Linked DNA regions of Mus musculus: regions 2 and 3 are each linked to region 1. Evidence: chromatin loops called from intact Hi-C (ENCODE). Cell type or tissue: heart. All regions are shown on one strand.

Region 1 (8,000 bases):
GGTTCTATAAGAAAGCAGGCTGAGCAAGCCAGGTGAGGCAAGCCAGTAAAGAACATCCCTCCATGGCCTCTGCATCAGCTCCTGCTTTCTGACCTGCTTGAGTTCCAGTCCTGCATCCTTTGGTGACCAACAGCAGTATGGAAATGTAAGCCGAATAAACCCTTTCCTCCCCAACTTGCTTCTTGGTCATGATGTTTGTGCAGGAATAGAAACCCTGACTAAGACACCACCCATTCTCACTTTTTGGCCCTGGCATTCCCCTGTACTGGGGCATATAAAGTTTGCATGTCCAATGGGCCTCTCTTTCCAGTGATGGCCAACTAGGCCATCTTTTGATACATATGCAGCTAGAGACAAGAGCTCCGGGGTACTGGTTAGTTCATAATGTTGTTGCACCTACAGGGTTGCAGATCTCTTTAGCTCCTTGGATACTTTCTTTAGCTCCTCCATTGGGGGCCCTGTGATCCATCCAATAGCTGACTCTGAGCATCCACTTACGTGTTTGCTAGGCCCCGGCCTAGTCTCACAAGAGACAGCTATATCAGGGTCCTTTCAGCAAACGCTTGCTAGTGTATGTAATGGTGTCATCGTTTGGAGGCTAATTATGGGATGGATCCCTGGATATGGCAGTCTCTAGATGGTCCATCCTTTTGTCTCAGCTCCAAACTTTGTCTCTATAACTCCTTCCATGGGTGATTGCTTCCAATTCTAAGAAGGGGCAAAGTGTCCACACTTTGGTCTTCGTTCTTCTTCAGTTTCATGTGTTTTGCAAATTGTATCTTATATCTTGGGTATACTAAGTTTCTGGGCGAATATCCACTTATCAGTGAGTACATATCATTTGAGTTCTTTTGTGATTGTGTTACCTCACTCAGGATAATGCCTGTTAGGTTCTTTATATATGTTGGATATTAGCCCTCAATTGGATGTGTAGTTGGGGGAGAAAATATTCTTTTCCCATTCTGTAGGGTAATGCTTTGTCCAAATAGCAGTGTCCTTTGCTTTGCAGAAACTTCATTTTCATGAGGCCCCATTTATTAATTGTTGGTCTTAGTGCCTGTACTAAAAGTGTTCTGTTTGGGAAGTCTTTTCCTGTTCCAATGAGTTCAAGGCTATTCCCACTTTTCCTTCTATCAGATTCAGTATGTCTGGTATATTTTGAGGTCTTTGATCCATTTGGAGTTGAGTTTTGTGTCAGGTCATAAGTATGGATCTATTTGCATTCTTTACATGCAGATATCCAGTTTGACAGCACCATTTGTTGAAGATACTGTCTTTTTTTTCCAGTGTATATTTCTGGCTTCTTTATAAAAAAAAAAAAATCAGGTCTCCATAGGTGAGTAGATTAATGTCCAGGTTTTCAATTTTATCCCAATAATCAAATGTGTTTTTCTGTGTGTATACTAATACCATGCTGTTTTTATTGTTATAACTCTGAAGTACACTTTGAGTTCAGGGATGTTAATACCTCTAGAAGTTCTTTTATTATTCAGGATTGTTTTAGCTTTCCTGGGTTTTCTGTGTTTCCATATGAAGCTGAAAATTGTTCTTTCAAGGTCTGTGAAGACTTGTGTTAGAACTTTAATGGAGGTTGCATTGAATCTGTAAATTGCCTTTGGTAGAATGGCCATTTTTACTATGTTAATTCTACCAGTCCGTGAGCATGAGAGATCTTTCTTTTGATAACTTCTTCACTTTCTTTCTTCAATGTCTTAAGGTTTTTATCATAAACATGTTTATGTGTTCAGTTATTTTATAATGTTTTGAAGATGTTGTGAAGGATATTGTTTCCTGGGTTTTTTCTCAGTCTATTAATTTTATATAGAAGGGCTACCAATTTTTTTGAGTTAATCTTGTATCCATCTACTTTGCTGAAGGTGTTTCTCAGCTGTAAGAGTTTCTTGTTTAATTTCTTGGTACACCTACATATATTATCATATCATCTGAAGATAAAGATACCTTGCTTTGCTTTCTTCCTTTCCATTGTGTATCCCTTTGATCTCCTTCAGGCCTTTTATTGCTCGGACTACTTAAGATACTATATTGAATAGGTATAGAGAGAATAGACAACCTTACCTTGTTCCTCAATTGCTTTCAGTTTCTCTCCATTTAGGTTGATGTTGGGTGTGGACTTGATATAAACTGTCTTTAATGTGTTGAGGTATGTCTCTGTATCCATAATCTCTCCAGGACTTTTATCATGAAGGGGGATTTTTGTCAAAGGCCTTTTCTGCATCAAATGAGATTGTCATGTATTTCTTGTCTTTTAGCTTGCTTATGTGGTAGATTACATTGATCAATTTCTATGATAAATGTTATATTATAGTTATGTTTAACCATTCCTGCATCTCTGGAATGAAGCATACTTGAACTTGATCATGGCAGATAATATTTTTGATAAGTTCTTGGATTTGGGTTATAAGTACTTTATTGAGAATTTTCGCATCTATGTTCATAAGGGAAAGTGGCTATAATTCACTTTTTTGGTAGGATCTTTATGTTGTTTAGGTATCATAGTAACTGTGGTCTCACAAAAGAAATTAGACAATGCACCTTTTGTTTCTAGTTTGTGGAATAATTTGAGGAGTATTTTTGTTAACTCTTCGTTGAAAGTCTAATAGAATTCTGCACTAAAACCATCTATCTCTGGGTATTTTTTAGGTAAGGGAGAGAGACTTTTAATGACTTTTTCTGTTTCTTTAGGAGTTATAGGTCTGTTTAAGTTACTTATCTGATATTGATTTAACTTGATTCACAGTATGTATTAAGAAAATTACCCGTTTCTATTAGATTTTCCAGTTTGGTTGAGTATAGTTTTTAAAGTTTGTCCTTATGGTTTTCTGGACTGCCTTGGTGTCTGTGTTGTGTCCCCCTTTCCTATCTAATTGGGTAAATTTTGCATCCTCTCACTCTCTTTCTCTTTTCTGTATTTTCGTTAATTTGGCTAAAGGCTTGTCAATCTTAATTGATTTTTCTCAAAGAATTAACTTTTTGTTTCAATGATTTTTGTATTGCTTTTTATTGTTTTATGTTTCTATTTTATTGATTTCAGCACTGATAATGAAATCCCTCAATTTCTGATTCAGTAACGAATTATTCCATCACCACAAATTTGTAAACTTCTTATTGCTTATGTTGTTGATATCCAGCTGTGATGGTTTGTATATGCTTGGGCCAGAGAGTGGCACTCTTAGGACATTTGGCCGTGTTAGAGTAAGTGTGTCACTGTGGGCTAGGGTTTAATACCCTAGTCCTAGCTGCCTGGAAGTGAGTAGTCTGCTAGCAGCCTTCAGATAAAGATGTAGAACTCTCAGCTCCTCCTGCACCATGTCTGCCTGGATGTTGTCATGCGCCCATCTTGTGACAATGGACCAAACCTCTGAACCTGTAAGCCAGCCCCAATTAAATGTTTTCCTTTATAAGACTTGCTTTGGTCATGGTGTCTGTTCACAGTAGTAAAACCCTAACTAATACACCAGCTTTAATCCATGGTGGTCAGATAGGATGAAAGGTATTATTTCAGTTTTCTTGAACCTATTGAGGCTTGCTTTGTGTTCCAATACATGGTCAATTTCAGAGAAAGTTCTATGAGCTGCTGAGAAGAAGACATATTCTTTTGTGTTTGGATAAAATGTTCTGTAAATATCTGTTAGAGCCATTTGGTTTATGGCCTCAGCTTGTATTTCTGTTTAGTTTTTATGTGAATGACCTGTCTATCTGACAAGAGTGGGGACGCTGTGCAAAGAGAATGTGAAGGAGCCAGCTGTGACAGTACAAACACAACCACTTTGAACTGAGGCGCTTTGACCCGCTTGGTTACCTGGCTAAGTCCTGGGAAGCAAACTGGGGTATGAGTTAAAGTTGAGTCTTGCTTGCTGTCTCAGTCCTCAGGGTCCCTCATTAAAACCTCAAAAGAGGCCTGTTCACACTGAATCCTTCCCACAAACTAGGAAGTCAACAGACAGCTTTTCTCTGAGGCTCACTTACGTTATCATAAATGACCAGCAGAGGGTGCTCATATTTCCTCCCCTCCAAATGAGCGAACCAAAGAAATATCAAAAAATTTCATTGCAAATTGTGAAACCCATGGAAGCATACCTTCTGTCAATGTAACAGAGTACAGTGGAGCCTCCTTGGTTCTCACAGCGCAAAGAAACTCAGCCAGAAGGCAAATGAAGGAAGCCTTATGTCTATCACAGGTATGAAGAATACCACAGCTATTCCAAAAGTAAAGTATGGAATCTGGAGAAGCTATTTCTCTTCATAAAGGAAAACACTTGGGGCAGGGGGCACATTCCTGAGCAAGCTGTTTCAAGTACACATTGCAGAGCATGTGCAGTTGAAGTTTCTAACTCAAGGACAATGGCAAATGCATTCTGGCCATGGTTAGCTCAAGGCCATGCAGCACACATCTGAAAGGTTACTGTGACAGAAACACTTCTGAGTATGCGCAGTTTATTTTTCTCAAGAATTTTTAGCTGAAACAAAGGAAGAGGACACTTCAAAGGAATGTTCATGTAGAAGGCTGCCAGTGGAGGTGCCTGCCTTGTTAACCAGTTAATACTAGAATTTACAAGTTTGTTATATTACTTTATGCATGATGATAGGCTCTGGGGTGATTTTCAAGTGGTGATTGCTGTATTTTTATTGCATTTATTTACACGTGTGTACACCCAGGTGGACATAAGAGGACAATGCGGGAAGTCGGCTCTCGCCTTTCACTATGTGGGTCTGAGAGATGAAACTCAAGTCATCAAGTATGGTGACCGGCACCCTTAAGGACTGAGGTATGTCACCAGAGCCCTCTTTTTATTTATTAATTACTTTACCCCTTTCTTCTCAATTCCCTTCTAACACTGATTCAAGAAGGATCAATTCAAGAAAGAAATGGAACCAAGGGAAGAGTGAAAGGGAAGGAGGCATCAGTACTTTTCTAGGACCAAATGGGCAGATGCTTAGCTTTGGGACAGTGAACCTTTGGGCTCCACAGGGCTATAGCACCCTTGAGAATCTTGGTAAGTGGTTTCCTCTGGGTCACAGCGTCATGTTCCATGTTTTTGTCCAGTGAATGAGCCTGGGTAGCTTTATTAGCAAGCTCAGGCTGAGTTGTTGTCATAGATGCTTTTTGAAGACTTAAAGAAAACGTGAAGGTTGTGACGATTAGGTTCAATGATGCAGCCAATCCAGGTTCCACAGACTTCAGCACACCAGGCTTCTCCCTGTTCACTGAGTAACATGATCCCCTTCGAGAATGGGTTGAGCACTGGCATTGTTTTAGGTGTGTGTGCACACACACATCTCTGTGTGTGTCTGGGTATGTGTTTACATGTGAGCCTATGTGTGGGCTTGTGTATGGGTGGGCACATGTTTGTGTGTACGTGTGTATGTGTGTATATATGCATGCATGTATCTGTGTGAGTACATGTTTGTGTTGTGTGCAATGGCTTTATTGACAGAAATCACGTACAGACAGATAGTACAAATCAATAGTTTGGGTTCTATCAAAAGATGTGTGGATATCAACACAATTAAGTTTAGCATGTTTTCTTCACCTCAAATGAACCCCTCACTTCTGGATATACACCTAAAAAAAATTAGAAGCAGAGTTTTGAAAGGAGGTCTGTATCCTGTTACTCTTGGCAGGACCCTTAGAAATAACCAGGTGCTAGAGGGAACCGAAGTGTCCAACCAAAGATAAGTGGATAAACAAAATATTGGATATCACAACATAGATAAGCCTTAAGGATATTATAGGAGGTGAAACAAGTCAGACAAACGACCAAAACTATGAGATTGCACTTACATGAGGCAGCTATCCAGAGGCACCGTCACTCATGGAGACAGAAAGGAGAATGATAGTTATCAGAGTTGAGGAGAAAACACACAGAACGTTGCTGGTTACCAGATAGAGTTTTCAGTTTTGCAAGAAAGAAGGTTCTCGAGGTTTGTTGCACAATTGAGTGAATGACTTGATGCACTGAACTATGGTTAAGATGGTAAGTTTTGTAATATGTGTATTGCCCAAGAGAATAGAGGAAAGGTAAAAGGCTACCCTCCCTTTAATTGACACGTGCCCACCCTCCCACATACCCACCTTCATCTAAAGCGCTAACCTTCTTCTATCACTGTGGATTCACTTATTAGAGGTATTTCAGGTAAGAATCATATTCATTCTTGTCTCTCTTTTTTTCTAATATTTTCAAGGTTCACCCCACTGTATCCTCAGTACTTTTCTTTATCACTGAGAAGCATTGCACTGAATAACTAGAGCACATTTAACTCACCCATTCTTTCTTTGTTGGACATTTTTGTGGTTTCCTTGAACACAAGATTTTCCCACAGTAAGAGGGTACACTTTGCTTTCCCGTGGCGACTTCTCAGCATCTCCAACATAAGTAGGTCTAAGAAATGTCTGTGGGGAGAGGAGAATGAGAAGGTGGAGAACAAGGAGGAAAAAGTAACAAAGAGACAGCGAGGGATGAGAGAAGCATCTGCCAGAGAGGGAGCTGTGGGTGATACTTGTGCCCTGGCAATGGCCTGCCTGAGTCACCGCTCTGGTCTAAGCCCAGAAGAGCCAAGCCAGCCCTGCGGCTTACACACTCTCCTACGCTGGCTTGGCTCTGCCTAGCTGCCATCGAGTGGAACCACATGGGGACCGTGAAGCATCTGGCATGCGATTTTTCTCTGTGAGGCTGAATGTGGTAGATAATCACACATCCAGACAAGCAGCGGATTGTGCAGAGCAAGCCTCTTTATTCTTAAACTGTGCATTTTGCTCAATGTGAGCTATGAACAACATTTATGAGAGTCGGGGATTAAAAGTGACTATAAATGTCTATGCTATGCTTTCAGACGTTAACTGCCACCCTCTTGGGAGTCTGCCACTACTATCCACCTGTGACGTGGAAACAGGTCAGTGTTCTTGCCACACCCATGCTGTCAAATCTTGAACATACCTCAAAGAGTGTATTGTGTGTATTTGCCAGGAACCCCCTTTCATTGTGATATATGGGTCTCCATGGCCATTGCCTAAAGGAGACTTGGAATGGTGTTCTTGTTTTATTATTCAGTGCCCTGTAGAATGAGTCCTCACAGCACAGAAACTGGCAAGCTCCAGCCTGAGAGATGACCCATGCTAAGGGTACCTGTTCCCAAGCCTGACTACTTATGGTTGATCCCCAGAACTCATGTGGTAGAAAAAGAATCAACTCTGACCTCTGTGTGTACTGCCCCTCCTTACACACACACACACACATTCACATACACATACTTACACACACATATATACACTTACACACACATACTCACATACACACATACTCATGCACACACACATACACACTCACACATACTTACACACACATATATACACTTACACACACATACTCACATACACACATACTCATGCACACACACTCACATACACACACATACATATATACATACTTACACACATACATACACTTACACACACACTCACTTATACATACTCATACACACACACACACACATATCTTTTTTGTCTCAGACTCTACACAGCCTTTCTCTTATGTCATGTATATAATCCATACCAGCTTCCCCATCTCTCTCTGACTAAAAATGTTCTAAATGACCTCTTAATAAAAACAGTAACAACTTGGATATAGATATATTTTAGGTTCCTGTGGGAAATGAACCATTGAATTTTTCACAGACAATACTAAATATATGACCGTGTATATTCTAAAATTAGTTAAATTAAACATTCTTACTCCATAAGAACCGTACGGTGCAATTGGGAAGTTTAAACACAGCTCTTTTCTTTGTTCTCAATTCTTGGCAGCCCACCATGATATTTTAGACAGAGAAAAACAAAAAGTTAACCTAAAAAAGAACATTGACCTTGATGTGTCTGAAGAAATGTAGCTGGTAAATAAGAAACATATGCCTCCAAGGGAATAGTTTAGGACTAAAATTTTAAATCACTTTACTAGAAACACATAGGTAGAGGAGATAAGAAA
Region 2 (8,000 bases), 97 kb after region 1:
ATCAGAATGTAAGATGATGCACACTTGGCATTTAAATCCTGGGAAATGAGATGACCTGGAAAGTGGTTCTGGGTGGAAGTGTTTCAAGTGGGAATAATACGTGCCTCCAGGAGATACCTGCCCCATATTTTCTCAGACATAATAGGCAATAATCTGCAATCCCACCTGCCCATTCCAAATCGGAGAGTTCTCCAGGGTGGGTATGAATGAAAGTGTAGCTGGCCAGAGTGAAGCCCTGAGCAGGCTGATTACCAAGATAGCCACTCCTCCCAAACTTGCAACATTTTCAGGAAAAAAAAAATGAAGTTGTATATACTTTATTAAGCTGCAAGAATTTGTTCATGTGTAAAATTCGAAAGTATTCCTAAAATGAACTCAATAGGGCAGGGACGTCCTCCTACTAGAAACAAATTCATAGTAGGTAACTAGACATATATGAATTAAGGATGTTTTTACAACAGAGACTAGTCTTAACTTTGATTCAAACCCTGCTTACTGAGCACCTCTCTGGTGGACCTGGTGGTGTGCTGGCCAGTGTCTGGGTGGGTGGGGGAAAATGTGGTGCTTGTCCTTGCTTCATTGTCTCCTGGGAGAGATAAGCGCATAAGCACATAGTTGGAGCATTGGGTCACAAACACTGCATCTGGCTTAATGCTGGAAGAGGGAAAGGCTGTGCAAAAAGCCAAGTGGACGTGCAACTCCGTCACCATAGAGGGCACATGAGTAGTCATGAGGACACACACTATAGCTTTTAAACAAGAGAATGATATGATGAAGGCTATGATTCTGAAGACTCCTGAGAGTCCTGGGGAGGAGCTAACTGGAGAGGACAGGATCTGGAAATAAGAATGCCAGGGCTGGGGGTGGGGGGCTGGGGAGGCAGCTAGATGCTAGGAAATCAGAGCAGGACCTCATGGTCAGGTCAAAGGAGTTGCTGAAGGAGATGTATCCATGATTTGCGAGCTGGGCTGGCTTCATTGACATGTTATTTATACCCTCTGCTGTCACTGTCATTATTAACAATAACGGAGTTCCAAGTTTGTTTCCCTGCTAATCACACCAGGACACATGAAAGTCCCCGGCTTTCTAGGTAAGGGGTGAACCACGGCACCAATACTCCAAATGACAGTTAACTCATCTTGTTGTCTGAGGGTGGGTGGAAGGATGAGCTCGGTTGTGCATCAATTTTACGTGCCTGTTCATAAGCAAAGTGGAGCCACTTGGTGGCCTGTTAGAAAGTTCTGAGTCAGATAAAGGATACAGATGTGGACAGAGAGGAGGACAAGGGCAGTTGGTGGAGCCCCTGGATGTGGATGACCGTGTGTGAATGGAGGCAAATAGAGAAGATATGACCTTGGGGAACACTGGTGTTTACCGGATCAGAGATGGCAAAGAGAAATAGAAAAGGTCAAATCCTGGGAGAAGCATCCGAATTGTGTCCTGGGCGCCCGGACGGAGGAGTCTCAAAGAGGGAGGGTGTGGTCATTTGAAGCATATGTCCCTACAGGGACAAAGAGGACCATGGCGTGGGTGTGTGAGTGTGTGTGTGTGTGTGTGTGTGTGTACACTGCACTGCACTGCACTGCATTCAGCTGAACAAGCTAAGAGCCATGGTAGAGATGGAAGCAGGCAGGATTGTGGTGGGGCAGAGGTGGAGCTGTGAGGAAGCAGAAACCCTAAGGACAAGAGCCTGGGCTACAGAGAGGAAGGAATGGAAGACAGGGGCTGCACGGTGCTCCAGGGCTCCTTTCACGGCTAGTTAAGATGAAAGAGATCCAGCAGCTTTTTATATGAGCATGTTGCTCTTAGCAGAGAAGAGGAGGCAAGTCTGAGGTGGGCTCAGTGAGCTCCAGATTCAACGAGACACTGTCTCAATAAATAAGGAGGATAACGGAGAAAGATACCAGATGTCAACCGATGGCCCCCACGCACATGCGTCACACGCAAGCGCAAAAACCCTTATTTAGTTTTTGTTTTTAGTAGTGTTGGTTCCTGTGAGCGAGGTGGTCAGGAAAGCAGCCAGTCTCTTGAGAGTGTTGAAGGTGGCTGACCCTTTATAAAGAGAGAGTTCACTGACCAGGGGCAGGGGGCCAGCAGGACTTGTCTGCTACTGTAGCAAAAGCCAGTCTCAGAAAAGAGGAGTTGTGGGCTGGAGAGATGGCATTGTGGTTAAGAGCACTGACTGCCCTTCCAGAGGTCATGAGTTCAATTCCCAACAACCACATGGTGGCTCACAACCATCTGTAATGGGATCCAATGCCCTCTTCTGGTGTGCCTGAAGATAGCAACAATGCACTCATATACATAAAATAAATAAATCTTTAAAAAAAAAAAACCACCAAAGTGTTAAAGAAAGGAAGGAAGGAAGGAAGGAAGAAAAGAGGAGTTGAATGTCACCTGCAACTTGGGTAGATGTAAACCAATATAAAACTTTAGTTCATGGCCCTAAAGGTTGAGCAAGGAGCATAGGTTGGCATTATATTATTAGACACCCATTGCAGAATGAAACCCTTTCGACTGTAGGGTACTCTCAATCCCTGCAGGCTGTGCAGCCAGCCGTTGGGAATCCCAAGCATCTGCGGGGCCAAATACTGGAGAAACTGCATCGGGGCAAGGGCTGATTTGGAGAATAATTAACACAGGTTTCTAAACTCCAAGAACAGCGAACTCTATGGTCTAATGATTATAAACTTCCCTAGGCCCAATTTCGTTTCAGCTGAGTTAAAAACTGACCAATCAGCCGCTTAATCCCTTCTCCTTGTGATGGCTGGAAAGCAATCACACCTGACTAGTCTAACAGCTGACTTAAGCTCCCTCATTCCAGGGTCAGACTAAGGAACACTTAAGGCAGACAAGTTGGGCTCTTACAAAGGTTTGGGGTCTGTGGTCCCCAAGCTCTTTTTCCTTTCTAAGGTTTCCCCAGTGACAGAGACCTTCTGTTTACCCCCACTTAACCTTGAAGCGCTATGAGAGGCTTCCTTAGAGCACCCCCCCATTTCCCCTCCCTGCGTGCTTAAGGTGGTTGCAGGATTCTGTTTGTAGTGTGGAGAAGGGTGTCTCATCAAAAATCTCCAACTTCCTGGCTGTGTCAACCCTTCCACCGTGAAGTGGGAAAAGGAATTCAAGAAATTACCCGGGATCAGGTAACACAGGTTATTTTGTGTATATTTTAACAGAAGAGAATTCAGAGCTATAACCCCCTGGGTACCAGAGATTATAGGTACGTCCCGAATAAATTCGTGCGCAAAGAATGTGCAGCCACTGGTGTCCTTCCTATGAAATAGGAAGACACCACACATGTAGCACCCACCCACGCAAAGCTCTAGCTCTTTGATCCTGAGTCGTGGTGTAAGGATGCTTATAGGAGCTCAAGTTCCTAAGAGCCAGACAGGTTGACCCTTTTTCTAAGGGCTTAACCTAGCTCACCTCCCTCTAGCGCTAGTTGCCAGAGTTCCTAGCCTTGGGCACATTTCGTGACTCACTTCTTATAAACGTAAATGTATAAGTCCGCGGTAGGTCCTACCGGCCCCCTTTGCCGGCCGATCTACACACCTACCTCCGGGACCAGCCCCGACGCATCCCTCCCCAGCTTGCTCCACTTGGGAAGCGCGCCCAGAAACGGACCCGCCAGCCCACGCTGGGAACTCAAGTACCAATGCCCTACAGCTTCAGCAGACGCTGCCTTAAAACAAAAGAGGCGCCTGGGGAGGTGGGACCTGGACCTCAACCCCCACCCCTAGCCAACTTGCTGTCCTCCGCCCCCTCCGCCCCCGCTCTCCATGTGCGCATGAGCAGAGACGCCTCCCTCGGTTCCTCCCTAGGCGAAACTTTCTAATTCCCTTCTTTGGGCCGGTGGGCTGCCAGGAGCGGGTTGAGCGCTCGCCCAGCCGGGTGAGGAGAACAAAGTAGTTAAGCGACTTGACCCCCTTCCTGGGCCCAGCCCCCGCTTCCGTGGGAGCGGCAGGAAATGGAAGGGCCCCTCTCCTCTCTCCCAACATTTGCCTTTTCTCCCCGCTACCTCTCCAGAAAGGAAGACCCGAAGAAAAGACAGGCAGCTTGCCTGCTGCGTCCTCCTTCCCGTGCCGCGTCCCCTCGTCTGCGAGGACTGGACATGGGGCTGCTCCAGGTGTTCGCCTTTGGTGTCCTAGGTAACTCAGTAAGGGTTGGGGGGAGGGGTGTGCTCCGGCATTAGGGAAGAAAACCCCCAAACCGGTTTGCCCCCGCTTTGAAGGCAGTTTTGGGGGATCGGGGGAGAGAGAGTGGTTGGAAATGACGCCGTGAGATCGCCACCGCTCTCGCTTCGGTGGTGGCCAGGGACCGCGCACGCGGAGCTCCGCGGACCCGCATCCACTGGGTTCTGCGCACAGAGCTCGCGCTCCTGCAGGTTTCCGAGGTGATCGCTCCAGGGCTTTGCACCTTTTACCAGTTAAACGCTGTTTCCCCACTGCGGAAGGCAGGCTCCCTGCTGTGGCTGGGCAGACTGCGGAGGGTCCTGGAAAAACCAATTACGCACAAAAGTGTCGGGGCCCAGAGCAGGCTTCGACTTGGGAACAGATTGGAGCCATGTGGCTTTAATTAACCATCCTTGTTTGTCTCGGGGTGGCACCATGAACAGTTGGGCCGGGTGCTTTGCTGGAATGGCGAAGCGTTGAAGCCACTACAGAGACACACCAGTCGTCTCTAGCTCAGGGCTTCTGTGGCAAACGCGGTGCCTCACCCGGCGCAATCGCCGGTGACCCTGGCGCGTGCACGCGGACATATTTTTGTGCCCCCCCCCCGCCCCCAGACTAACCACACTCACACCGAGGATGCGCGCACTGCCATGTGCACGCGGGTTTTCATTAGCGGGTGTGCAGCGCTTGGCAGGGTCAACCTCACTGCGCCCTGGTCCAGGCACTTCGAAGTGACCGGATCACTCTGTCCACCTTTCATAGAGGGGTAGATCAGAGTAGACAAAAAAGTCAGTTGTATTTTCTGGGTGCTGCGCTCAGCTGACTGCTAGTCAAACCTAATGACGATTCTGAGTCTTTTTTTTTTCTTTCATCCTTCTGTCTTTTCCTTGTCCCAGCTTTCCAGGCCTTTTCTGCGCCTATCTCTCCACCGTGTTTTTTCTATGTAGTCTCCTTTCTTTTTAATCCTCTCTGTCTGCCCCTCCTGCTGTTTTCTTTTGCCCTGGCTTGTCGGTTGCTTTTTTTTTTTTTCTTTCTTCCTAACCTTGTTGCTTTTCTTTTCTGTAGCCCTATGGGGCACCCGAGTGTGCGCTCAGGAACCGGAGTTCAGCTATGGCTGCGCAGAAGGCAGCTGCTACCCTGCCACTGGCGACCTTCTCATCGGCCGAGCGCAAAAGCTCTCCGTGACTTCGACATGTGGACTGCACAAACCAGAGCCCTACTGTATTGTTAGCCACCTGCAGGTAAGACACGAGTCTAGAGAATGCATTGTGGGCTGCATCCTCCTCCTGGCCGATCAAAGGGGCTTGCCCAGGAGACTCCACATCCTGCTGTCAATCCAGATAGGAAGTACAACCAGCAGAGGAGCCCCGGGATGAAGCCAGTAGCTCAGTCCCAATCTCCATTTGCACAGTCGCACCCGCCAAACATTTCCTGCCACCTAACACCACCATCAGTAGGAGAAGCCCGGGGCTGCAGATGAGCTTAGCCTCTGTCCTGTGCCCTGTACGGTCCCCTGTATTTTATTCTGTTGTTATTTATACTGTTTGATCAAACCCTTTTGAAATTGTGTATTGTAGATGGTTCAGTTCTCTTCTTGCATTGTTGGTGTTGGGTTTCCATCTTTGGCTTGAGTATAAGGACGCCCCAAGCGCTGAAGTCTTTTCGAGGTGATTCAGTCAGGATCAGACATACTTCCTTACTGAAAAATGCCCTGGTTGTCATGGCATCATCATAGTGGAAGACGGAAATGAAATTAATGAGGGGCATATGCTTCTAAAAGTGGTCTCAGGTTTTAGATTTCATTGGCCATGTTTAGATAAGAGCTAATGTGAGTTTTATCTCCACCACCGTCCTCCCACCACCCCTACCTCACTCTCCGGGGAAAAATAAAAAGAGGCTGGAAATGGAATGGGGCCTCTGACAGTAACAGGTGTTAGTCTGTGGGTGACCTGGGCTTTGCACATGTAATATAATGGCGTCACAACATGGCCAAGTGGATTCCACTCCTTTGCTTCCAGGTTTATCCAGAGCTGTCTAGACTGCTTCCTCCTGATTAGAGGGAGGCTATAATTAAACTTTTTTTTTTTTTGTAGTTCTGGTAATTGTTCTTCAGAACAAGTTTCCTTGACTACAAGTTAATGAAGGCAATTCATGTTACCTTTTCTAATGTTAGCATTTTCATTTCTCCTAAAATGTCTTGCTAACATTTACTTCAGAGGTCAGAGTGCTCTCTGTCCGTGAGTCACCAGATCCTGAAATCAGCTTCGTCCACAGTGAAAACTTCACTTAAAAGCAAGGAGCGCCAGACTCCCCTGTTTGTATGATTAGCTGTGACACTGTAGAATGCTTGTCTGAGATCTCAGGATCTCCCCTCTCTGTGAAACACTGAGGAGTAGAGAATGAAAACATGGTACTGTAGTTCCTGATCCCTTTGTACCCCAGCCCTGACTGCCCCAGGGGTCCTGCCCCATCCCCCATCTTTTGGTGAGAAGTTAATTAAATAGATGCAAATGTTAAAGTACAGTCTATATTGGCATTGTATTATCTCTGACTAAATTCTGATTATAAGATGTGCATTGGTCTGTAGCTATTTCATGCTTAACATCATTTTTAGATGTAAAAATAATCAGTATTCTAGAAAATGTAGGCACAGAGCCAAGCTCCAAATGAGAACAGAAGTCCTAAGTGTTGTTTTTGGTTCACTGTGACATGCTGTGAAGAGGAGAGATCTTACCCTAGAGTGGCTGTGGCTCCCATTTAGAAAAAAAGAAAACAAGAAATGAATTTACTTCTATGGAAACCAAAGTCTGTCCTCATTCTAGCCTGTGCTCATGTGGGATCCTCAGAAGTGCCCTCCGTTCATGGTGATCCCAGCACAGGACTTCCTGCCCCAGATACTCTGAGCAGTTTGCAGGTCAGCCTGCTCCCCATCCACCATCCTTGGATAAAGCAGAAGCTAAGAACCTGGTCCTTCAGGATGCGTTTGTTCATCTATGGTTCCTGCCTCACGTAGGCTTTAGAAAATCAGGCAGACAGTTTTGGGTTTTGTTCTTGTTTTTGTTTTCCTTTCCTTTCCTTTTGCACTATGTCAGCAAAAACTCTCCGTTACCTCTTTTGCATGTGACTTCTGAGGAAGCTGCACACAGAGATCAAGATGTAAGCGGAGACATTTAATTTTGATTAAATTAGTAGCTTATGGAAACAATGCCCTATTTTACTCTTGATCTTAAGTTGCAAGAAAGGAAGAAATAGTTTTCTGGATCATTTTGGACAGTTCAGTAAGTTTAAAAGTGAGAAATAGGCCATATATTATATAATTTTTCCACATTCATCTTTCTTGAAGGTGGTCGTCTGTTTTCTGTTCTGTGGATTTAATGACTTTTTTTTAAATGACATTGTTTCATGGACCCATGCTACTGTTGTGCTTTTAGGAGGACAAGAAATGCTTCATATGTGACTCCCGAGACCCTTATCACGAGACCCTCAACCCCGACAGCCATCTCATTGAGAACGTGGTCACCACATTTGCTCCAAACCGCCTTAAGATCTGGTGGCAATCGGAAAATGGTACGTGATGCCTGTGGGAGCACGTTCCTTGGAGTGTGCCTGGGAACTGGGAAGAAGGTCACATGGGTATTTGTGACTGTGATTCGCTTCTTGGTTCTCTGATTAGAGCCCTTGACAGAATTACTGTCTGGAACACTCATCTTGCTCAGTTAAATCTGACCCTCCGTCCTGGAGTTTGTGCCCTGTTAGGAAGCAGCCTTTGATGCTAGACCAAAGGAGTTTGCGTAGGCCTCACCCTGTGGGGGCTTCTGGGGACTGTGT
Region 3 (8,000 bases), 130 kb after region 1:
CTGCAGTAGAGGAAGAGGGTCAATATGTATGCTGCAGTGTCTGGTGACTGGATTTCTGAAGAGTTGTTGGTGGCCAGAAGTGCTGGATCCTAATTAGAACAGGCTTTCCTTTCCTGGGAACTGGTTCTGTGGCTTTAAGAACTCCTAGTCCTGCGGGGTAATGACTTGTGGTGCAAGGGAGGGTGTCCACTGGCCGGTGACAGCTGGGTGAGATGTTTCAAGCAAGCTGGGGCCTGTTCTATGCTGGAGCTGCAGCTTGCCTGAGGCTTGAGGTCCCCTAAACTTTGGGAGTGGGCTTAAGTAAGGCTATAAATCACATTTTGACTTTTACTGCAGTGGAAATGGATGCCTGAAGCCAGGTGTGGGATTCGGTCTGAAATCCCAACAGGCAGGCTGAGGTAGGAAGATGATGGTGACTTCCAGACCAGCATGAGCCATTTTCTGAGACTCCCATCTTAAGGAAAATAAAACCAACAAGAGGATGCCCATCTTTGGGTTTCATCTGACTTATAAAATACTAGCATGGGAAGAATCAAAGAAATATAGAAACAAAAAACAAAAGCAACAACAAAACAAAAAAAGAAATATAGCAAAGGAAAACATAAATATATCAGTTTATACAGATAAATTTATTATCTAAAATAATAATATATTGTAAGAATTTATCTACCTTAATCTCTATTTTTTTCTAACTTTCCTTCATTCATTTGTCCACCCACTGGGCATACTCCCTGCATAGAGCACTAGGCTTGGGTGGATGTGGGCAGTTAGGCGTGAAAGCCCAGCCCCAGCCCTGAGGTTTCCAGTCCAGCTGCTGGTTAGAGATCTGCTAATGATTAAGATAAGGGAGAAAAAAAGCAACTGGGTTTTATATGCAAGTAAGGAAGAATCACATTCTCAGAACGAGTGGTAGGAGGAAACTAAGCCTTCTAGAAGTTGGTCTAGGCTCCGAGTAGGACCAGAAGGCTCAGTGCCTTCACTTTAGGGAAGTGGCAGGCTTCGTTGTAAATAGTAAGCCTACAGAAGTCAGTGGCACACACAGAAAGCTTGAATTGTGGACTGGACACTGTTGGTCAGGAAATAAATACCACAGCAGGAAAGTTGAATCTGTAGACACTCTGCTAGGATAGAGAGGTCATCCAGGCTAAAGGGACAGTCCGAGCCAAGGGAGGAGTCACAGTCACTAGTGCATTGAAAGTTGCAAGCCCTGCAGCTTGGTTGGTGAGGTCTGGGTTGACAAGGGTGAGATTTGAAGGTATAGCCCACCTGTGCATTGTGTCAGGAAATAACATCCTTAGTGCTTCCTAGAAGGGCAGTGAGGGGTAGACATGTGAAGGTGTTGTATTGAGGTTCGGTATTTGACAAGAATACCAATTAGAAAACTGGCCTTTGCTGACCGAGAGAACATAGCATGTCCAGTGGAGGGGAGGAACGCAGAAGTTGGTTCTTGGTGACTCAGTGTGGGGTGGGATGTCCTCAGCCCAGTGGAGAACACAGGAGGGAGGGAGACCTCTTTGGATCCATTGTTTTGAGGACTGCTGAGTCAAAGATGCCCATCAGGGAGTTGGGTATTCAGATACAAAAGGAATTGTAATTAAAAGCAGAAGTGGCCTAGGAAGATGTCTGGGTGGTTAATAGCACCGGCTCTTCTAGAGGAGCTGGGTTCAATTCCCACATGGCAGCTCACAGCTGTCTAAACTGCAGTCTCAGGGAATCCAATGCTCTCTGCTGGCCTTCTCCAGGACCAGGGATGCATGTGGTACGAACATACATGCAGGCAGAACAGCCATATATATGCATAAGATAAAGGAACAACAGCAACAACAAAGCAAAACAGCGTTTAAGATTCCAAAGCAAACAGTTTTGCAGTGTCTGCAGAAAGTGTTGATGTGGTGTAGCTGGAGCCTAAGGGAAGAGAGGAGAGTGAAAGTCCAGGCCACACAACACTCAGGATGATGTGTTAGTCAAATTTGGGATTTGTTTACAGATATTATTTTCCCCTGCATACTTTATTGTTTGAATGAAATATGAAAATATTGGCCCATGACAAGCCCAATAGTAAACTCAGAAGGACTTGTAGTGGGTTCGTCTGTGCCTACCGTAAGCCCTAATGAGCGCTTGCCTCCTCCTCAGCTGCTCCGAGGACTCCGGCCAGTGCTCCTGCCTGCCCCACATGATTGGGCGGCAGTGTAACGAGGTGGAGTCCGGTTACTACTTCACCACCCTGGACCACTACATCTACGAAGCCGAGGAAGCCAATCTGGGGCCTGTAAGTAGGGGAGCTTCCGACAGCTTGGTGGAGCAGCACTTTGGGGGTAGGGGGGGAGGGCAGGCTGTCAGGGGATACAAGTGCTTCATAAAGATGTCACTTAAGTATTCTTTTAGATCTTGTCAGCACGGAAATAAGGGTGAAGACATGCTGTGGTATTTAAATGTGAGTTGATCTGGAATACACAGGGAGACTTTGGAGAGTTCTCTAATAAGGCTTTTGGTTGGTGTGTCTATAAGAATAAGAATTTTCTATTCTTCTCTGTATTTGTGCTCCAGAGTAATTGTAGATCTGACATCCTTTAGACCCAGATATACTTTGCTTACCACCCCAAACTTTACTGATGTTAATGTATGCCTGGTCCTTACGCTTAACTGAAGCTTAACCGAAGCACAGCTGCCGTGGAGACTTTTTCCCACGTGACATGTTGACCTGATCATCCTCACAGCATAACTTCTGACTTGCAATAAGGAAGAAAGAAACTGCCAGAACTCTTAAAGTCCTAGGCTGCCATCCCCTGATACTCTGTAGTCACCAGTTCCTGGGCATGTTCACAGAGAGTGCCTCTTGGTGAGGACTTGGTGGTGGCCAATAACTGTGAATATTCTACCAGAGTGGACTTATCATTAATTAGGGAGGACTCACCAGCATATCACACTGCTTTTGTGTACTTGGCAAGAGGGAGGAGGAGAAAGAAGGGACTGCCCAGGACACTGCACTAGATGCTGGAGTATCTTACCACTTCCAGACATGCTCAGAAGCCAATGCGGTTTTTTTCCCCTTTGTTTAGCCACTGGTATGTCATGGAAGGTACATCCCAGACTTTCGGCTTCCATCTCCAATGTTCCGAGATGACTCCAACAACAAATGTAAAAGCAAACCAATTACTTGTGTTTTCGAGAGGAAAGAGTAACAAACCTAAAGACTTACTATCTTCAGGGAGTTTGCAGCTAGGAGACAGAAATGGTTTTGAATCTTTGGACTTTGGCTGTGAGGTGTAGGTGAATTCCATTTCGTACAAAGAATAACTAGTGTCCTCTTGTCCCCCCAGGGAGTCATTGTGGTGGAAAGGCAGTACATTCAGGACCGCATTCCTTCCTGGACAGGACCTGGGTTCGTCCGGGTGCCTGAAGGGGCTTATTTGGAGTTTTTCATTGACAACATACCGTATTCCATGGAGTATGAAATCCTGATTCGCTATGAGCCACAGGTGAAGAAAGCCATCAATATGCATCATGGTGGAAGGGGGGGGGGGGTTCAAGGGATTGTAACTAGAAAAACACTACTCCCAATAGCTTCTAGAACATTCTGTGAAGACAAGTTTGCATTGAAATAGATAACAGCCACTGTTTTCTCTAACCTCCTCCATGCAACTTTTTGAATCCAGCTTCTTATTCAGCAGTCTCCTGTTAGGCCCCTAACCTGGCTGAGTTACGGAGGTAATGATGCTGTATCAAAAGCTTTCCTCCCCCTGAACATCGCTGCCCAATGACTGTTCCCCCTAGTGTAGTAAAAGGCCAAAAGTGACATTATAACAGAAAAAAGTGGCACTGGGAGAGTCATGTACAGGGCACGGAGCCAGAGCTTCTAGAATATTCCCTAAAGACCCAGATGCAGGGCAGGAGTGGGAATTCCCAGATCTAGGCTTATTATGATGAGTGGGAATTTTTGTTAACTGGTTTTTGTTTAGTTTTGTGTTTTTCTTTAGGGACAGGGTCTTGCTTTGTATCTGAGGCTAACCTTGAACTCAAATCCTGCCTCATTCTCTTGAGTGCCGGGATTAGAGATGTATACGAAGCGCAATAGCCCCTAAGGAGAGTTTTGATCAACTGATCCAAAGGGAAGAAAGGAGATGTGAAGAGGGGTTTGCTGAGAATCACTCTTAGTGCCAGATACAGGAAATGGCCAGAGCTGCTCTTGGAGAAAGGACCAGGGTCAGAAAAGGCTGTCTTGAGCAGGAGGTGGTCCTTCCGTGAGCCTTACCGGGAGGAAGCAGGTGTTAGTCGGGTCTGCAGCTGGGTAGTAACAGAGGAAGCGTTAGGGATGGAAAGCAAACTGTCTGCTTTCTAATGACTCAGTCACTGTGGAGAGGTCCTCCCAGTTGGACTGACCACAGTGGGCTCGCACAGATACTCCTTTTGATTCTTTGTTTCCTGTTCTAGCTGCCGGACCACTGGGAGAAAGCTGTCATCACTGTACAGCGGCCGGGGAAGATTCCAGCCAGCAGCCGATGTGGTAACACCGTTCCCGATGATGACAACCAGGTGGTGTCCTTGTCACCGGGCTCAAGGTCAGTCGATGGGGTCTTAGAGACTGAGTCACTGGCTATGGAAGGCCCTCTGTTGGACGATCACCATAAGCTCTTGTTTTTTCTTCCTGTTGCTATTCTTGGGAGCTTAAACTTTGCTTTTTTTTTTCTTGTGTTTCTCCCTTGTCTGGGGGCAGATACGTTGTCCTCCCTCGCCCCGTGTGCTTTGAGAAGGGAATGAACTACACGGTGAGGTTGGAGCTGCCCCAGTATACGGCATCGGGCAGTGACGTGGAGAGCCCTTACACGTTCATCGACTCGGTGAGTACCAGGCTCCTGTCAGTCAGAGCCTAGTAGAAAGTACCGAGCTGCCACCCCAGTATTGTGTGGAGGGACAGAGCTGGGCAGGGAGGCAGAATGGGCCCTCTCTGCCTCTAGAGCTTCTTTGTCAATAGCAATAGGGTGAAAGTTCAGATCCCATTTCCTGGTGAAAATCCTTGCCCAGAACCCACCAGTCCTTGAATGTGAAAACCTACCAATTCCTGAGCATAAAAGTCCTACCAATCCTCACCGTGGAAATCTCTTCCCCCCAAATCCCTATATAAGCCTGTCTCCTACCCCGTTACCTGCTGCTTCTCCCCATAGCAGAGGCAGCCACCTTTTGGCTCCCTTTCCTTCAGAGTTGTGAACAGCTTCCTCTGGGTAGCCTTTCCCTCTCAGAGCTAGAACACTTACAATAGGGTTCTACTTTTCTGGGTAGGTTGTGTTCAAACCACTTCCCCACAGATCCGTGAACCTCTTCAGCAACAGTTGTTTCAAATCCCCCCAAGCAGTATGAAATCTGTCTCAATATTTTCTGGACAGAGTATGTATGACTGGGAAGGGTTCTCTAAGTCAGGAGTGTCATTAGCTTCTCTTCCCAGCGCAGAAGGCTGTTGTATGGTTTTGGCATGGGCACATCCATGGGATCATTGTGTTATTCTCATTCACTCGTAGCTTGTTCTCATGCCCTACTGTAAATCGCTGGACATCTTCACTGTTGGCGGCTCAGGCGATGGGGAGGTCACCAATAGTGCCTGGGAAACCTTCCAGCGCTACAGGTGTCTGGAGAACAGCAGGAGTGTGGTAAAAACACCCATGACAGATGTCTGCAGAAACATTATCTTCAGCATTTCTGCCTTGATTCACCAGACGGGCCTTGGTAGGTATTGCTTGAGCCACTGCAGAGGCTACAGTTAGAGTGTAGTTACAGAGCCAGTGTTTCTGACACCAGGAGGTACAGTGAGTGGGGTACAAACCTGTACTTCCTGCGAGGCAGCTTGAGGACATGAGATCTTAACCAAGTTTGCCTTTATTATTATAAATGTTTTAGTTGGCCTTTTAATCTCAGTACCCAAGACAGAGGCAGGCAGATATCTGTGAGTTTGAAACCAGCCTGGGTCTGCATAACAAGTTCCATCCAGGACTTTATAGTAGATAGAACTTTGTTGTGAAAAATAAAACAACATGGAATCCTCATTAAAGAAATTCACAAAGAGGGGACCGTGATGTGGTTTAGCATACACGCTGTTCTTGTAGAGGTCCCAAGTTCCGTTCCCAGCACCCACACCGGGTCGCTCACAGTCGCCTGTAACTCCATTTCCCAGGCATCCAGCAGCCCTGCCTCCATGGGCCCTAAACTCATGGTGTTCTTAGCCATACCAACATACACATAATTAAAAATAATAAATCTTAAGTGTACACGTGAGAGGTGTTGGGTTTTATAGAAAGATAGGAGGGAAGGAATATGTTTAGTGTAGGTACTGTAAGGTGTTGGGGAAGAGGGTGCCTCTGCGGTCCGTGCGAAGGCATCCCTTCCCCCTGAGGGATCAGCCACGGGATGGCATAGAATAGAATAGAGTTTATTCAGGGAATGGGAAAGGGGAGTTGAGGTGGTAGAGACAGAGAAAGGCAGAGAGAGTAGAGGAGTAGAGGCTGGCCATGAGTGCGTGGGGAAGGGGGGAAGGGAATGGAGAGAGAAGGGGAGCTGGAGCAAGAGGTCAGAGCGAGAGAGCAAGAGAGAGAGAGGAGGGGGCGAGCAGCCTCTTTTACAGTGAATCAGGCACACCTTGCTGTTGCCAGGTAACTGTGGGGCGAAGCCTAGACTAAATGCCAACAAGAGGTAACTAGACACACTGTATGAGGATGTAGCCTGTCTGTAGGCTGTGAACATTGAGGACTGAGAGTCCGGGAAGCATCAGCTAATGGAAAGTTTTCTCTAGGAAAGATCAGACCAGCTTCAAAGGTCACAGGAGTTTAATGTCATCAGAGAGTTGAGTTCTGGAGCTAAGGGGAGAAAACTGTAATGACTTCCTGCCTAGAAAAGCGCTTTGATCTGCCAGGGCAGCTGGTTGGTTCTCTCCCAGTCAGCACAGGGGTGATGTGTTTAAACCGAACTTTTCTGAGCCAGAGTAGGGAAAGGGTCAGGGCGTGTTGAGGGAGAGACAGGGCCAGTTGCAAGGAGGTGCGATGTTCTGCTCCTGCAGTCAGCCTAACTGCTCTCTTCCCTGCAGCTTGTGAATGTGACCCCCAGGGATCTCTGAGTTCTGTGTGTGACCCCAATGGTGGCCAGTGCCAGTGCCGTCCTAATGTGGTTGGAAGAACCTGCAACAGGTGTGCCCCGGGCACCTTTGGCTTTGGCCCCAACGGATGCAAACGTAGGTGTTATCGGAGACTTTGTAATGAATTCCTGTGATGGTCCCCGGGGGGGGGGGGGGGGGGGGATTCCCTGGCTTTCAAAAGCAGAATTCTGCTCCGAACCGGATGGCATGAGCCCTGAGGCACAGTGAATGTGGCTGGGCACAGGTGACGGCACGTCTGTCTAGCTAATGAGTTTTTGTTTGCTTTGTCTGCAGCTTGTGACTGCCATCTGCAAGGGTCTGCCAGTGCCTTCTGCGATGCGATCACTGGCCAGTGCCACTGTTTCCAGGGCATCTATGCTCGGCAGTGTGACCGATGTCTCCCTGGGTATTGGGGCTTTCCCAGCTGCCAGCCCTGCCAGTGTAATGGTCATGCTCTAGACTGTGACACAGTGACAGGGGAGTGTCTGAGCTGTCAGGACTACACCACGGGCCACAACTGCGAAAGGTATGTGGGCACCACCTCGGGAAAGTCAAGATAATAGAGTAGGCATGTTGACTCGTGGGACAGAGGCAAGAGTATCGGGAGTTTGAGGCTATCCTAAGCTACATAATAAGGACTTGTCTCAGAAAGAGAAAAAAAAAAGAGAGAATGACATCATCTTTGGCGAAGTAAACATTATCCTAGAAACCACAGAATTAATCTCCTGAAGACTCCAAATAGCGCTTTCATTTTTGACTACCCCAGCATTTTCTAAAAGCTTACTCATTTATCCAGTACGTATGTGCATACCTGGCTGTGCCAAGCTCTGCTTTGGTGCTAGAGATTCAGCAAAGCACAGCCACCTACAGTCTGCCCTTTGGG

The links. Hi-C counts contacts between places; a loop is a spot of excess contacts. Peaks named below come from ENCODE experiments on the same cell type or tissue, not always from the same donor. Only the 100,000 strongest peaks of a DNase experiment are listed, where the experiment ranks them.
Region 2: it touches region 1 in a loop (3-fold over the local background); 15 of 42 quality-filtered maps call a loop at or near these places.
Region 3: a loop joins it to region 1, with 2.0 times the contacts of the local background. A loop is called at or near these places in 5 of 42 quality-filtered maps.

The regions. Positions count from the first base shown.
Region 1 is chr12:31,164,353-31,172,352 of GRCm38, forward strand. 6030469F06Rik (RIKEN cDNA 6030469F06 gene) reads left to right here and starts at 4,510. Exons shown (of 4, transcript NR_102715.1): 1 at 4,510-4,537; 2 at 4,678-4,787; 3 at 6,853-6,912. In heart, CTCF peaks have their summits at 3,992 (motif pointing right) and 6,610; a DNase peak (open chromatin) is centred at 6,579.
Region 2 is chr12:31,261,454-31,269,453 of GRCm38, forward strand. Lamb1 (laminin B1) reads left to right here and starts at 3,840. Exons shown (of 33, transcript NM_008482.3): 1 at 3,840-4,148; 2 at 5,238-5,413; 3 at 7,604-7,739. The coding sequence starts at 4,112. Gm32899 (a long non-coding RNA gene) reads right to left here and starts at 3,639. Exons shown (of 2, transcript XR_381427.4): 1 at 3,557-3,639. In heart, a CTCF peak has its summit at 2,238 (motif pointing left); DNase peaks (open chromatin) are centred at 618, 3,798, 4,428 and 5,498; H3K4me3 peaks cover 4,594 bases; H3K27ac peaks cover 6,286 bases.
Region 3 is chr12:31,295,493-31,303,492 of GRCm38, forward strand. It overlaps Lamb1 (laminin B1), which reads left to right. Exons shown (of 33, transcript NM_008482.3): 13 at 2,134-2,269; 14 at 3,321-3,479; 15 at 4,432-4,559; 16 at 4,715-4,838; 17 at 5,514-5,718; 18 at 7,070-7,213; 19 at 7,412-7,643. Among named protein-coding and RNA genes, the nearest start is that of Lamb1, 34 kb to the left of the region's middle. In heart, a CTCF peak has its summit at 4,600; DNase peaks (open chromatin) are centred at 189, 4,389, 6,989 and 7,569; H3K27ac peaks cover 2,798 bases.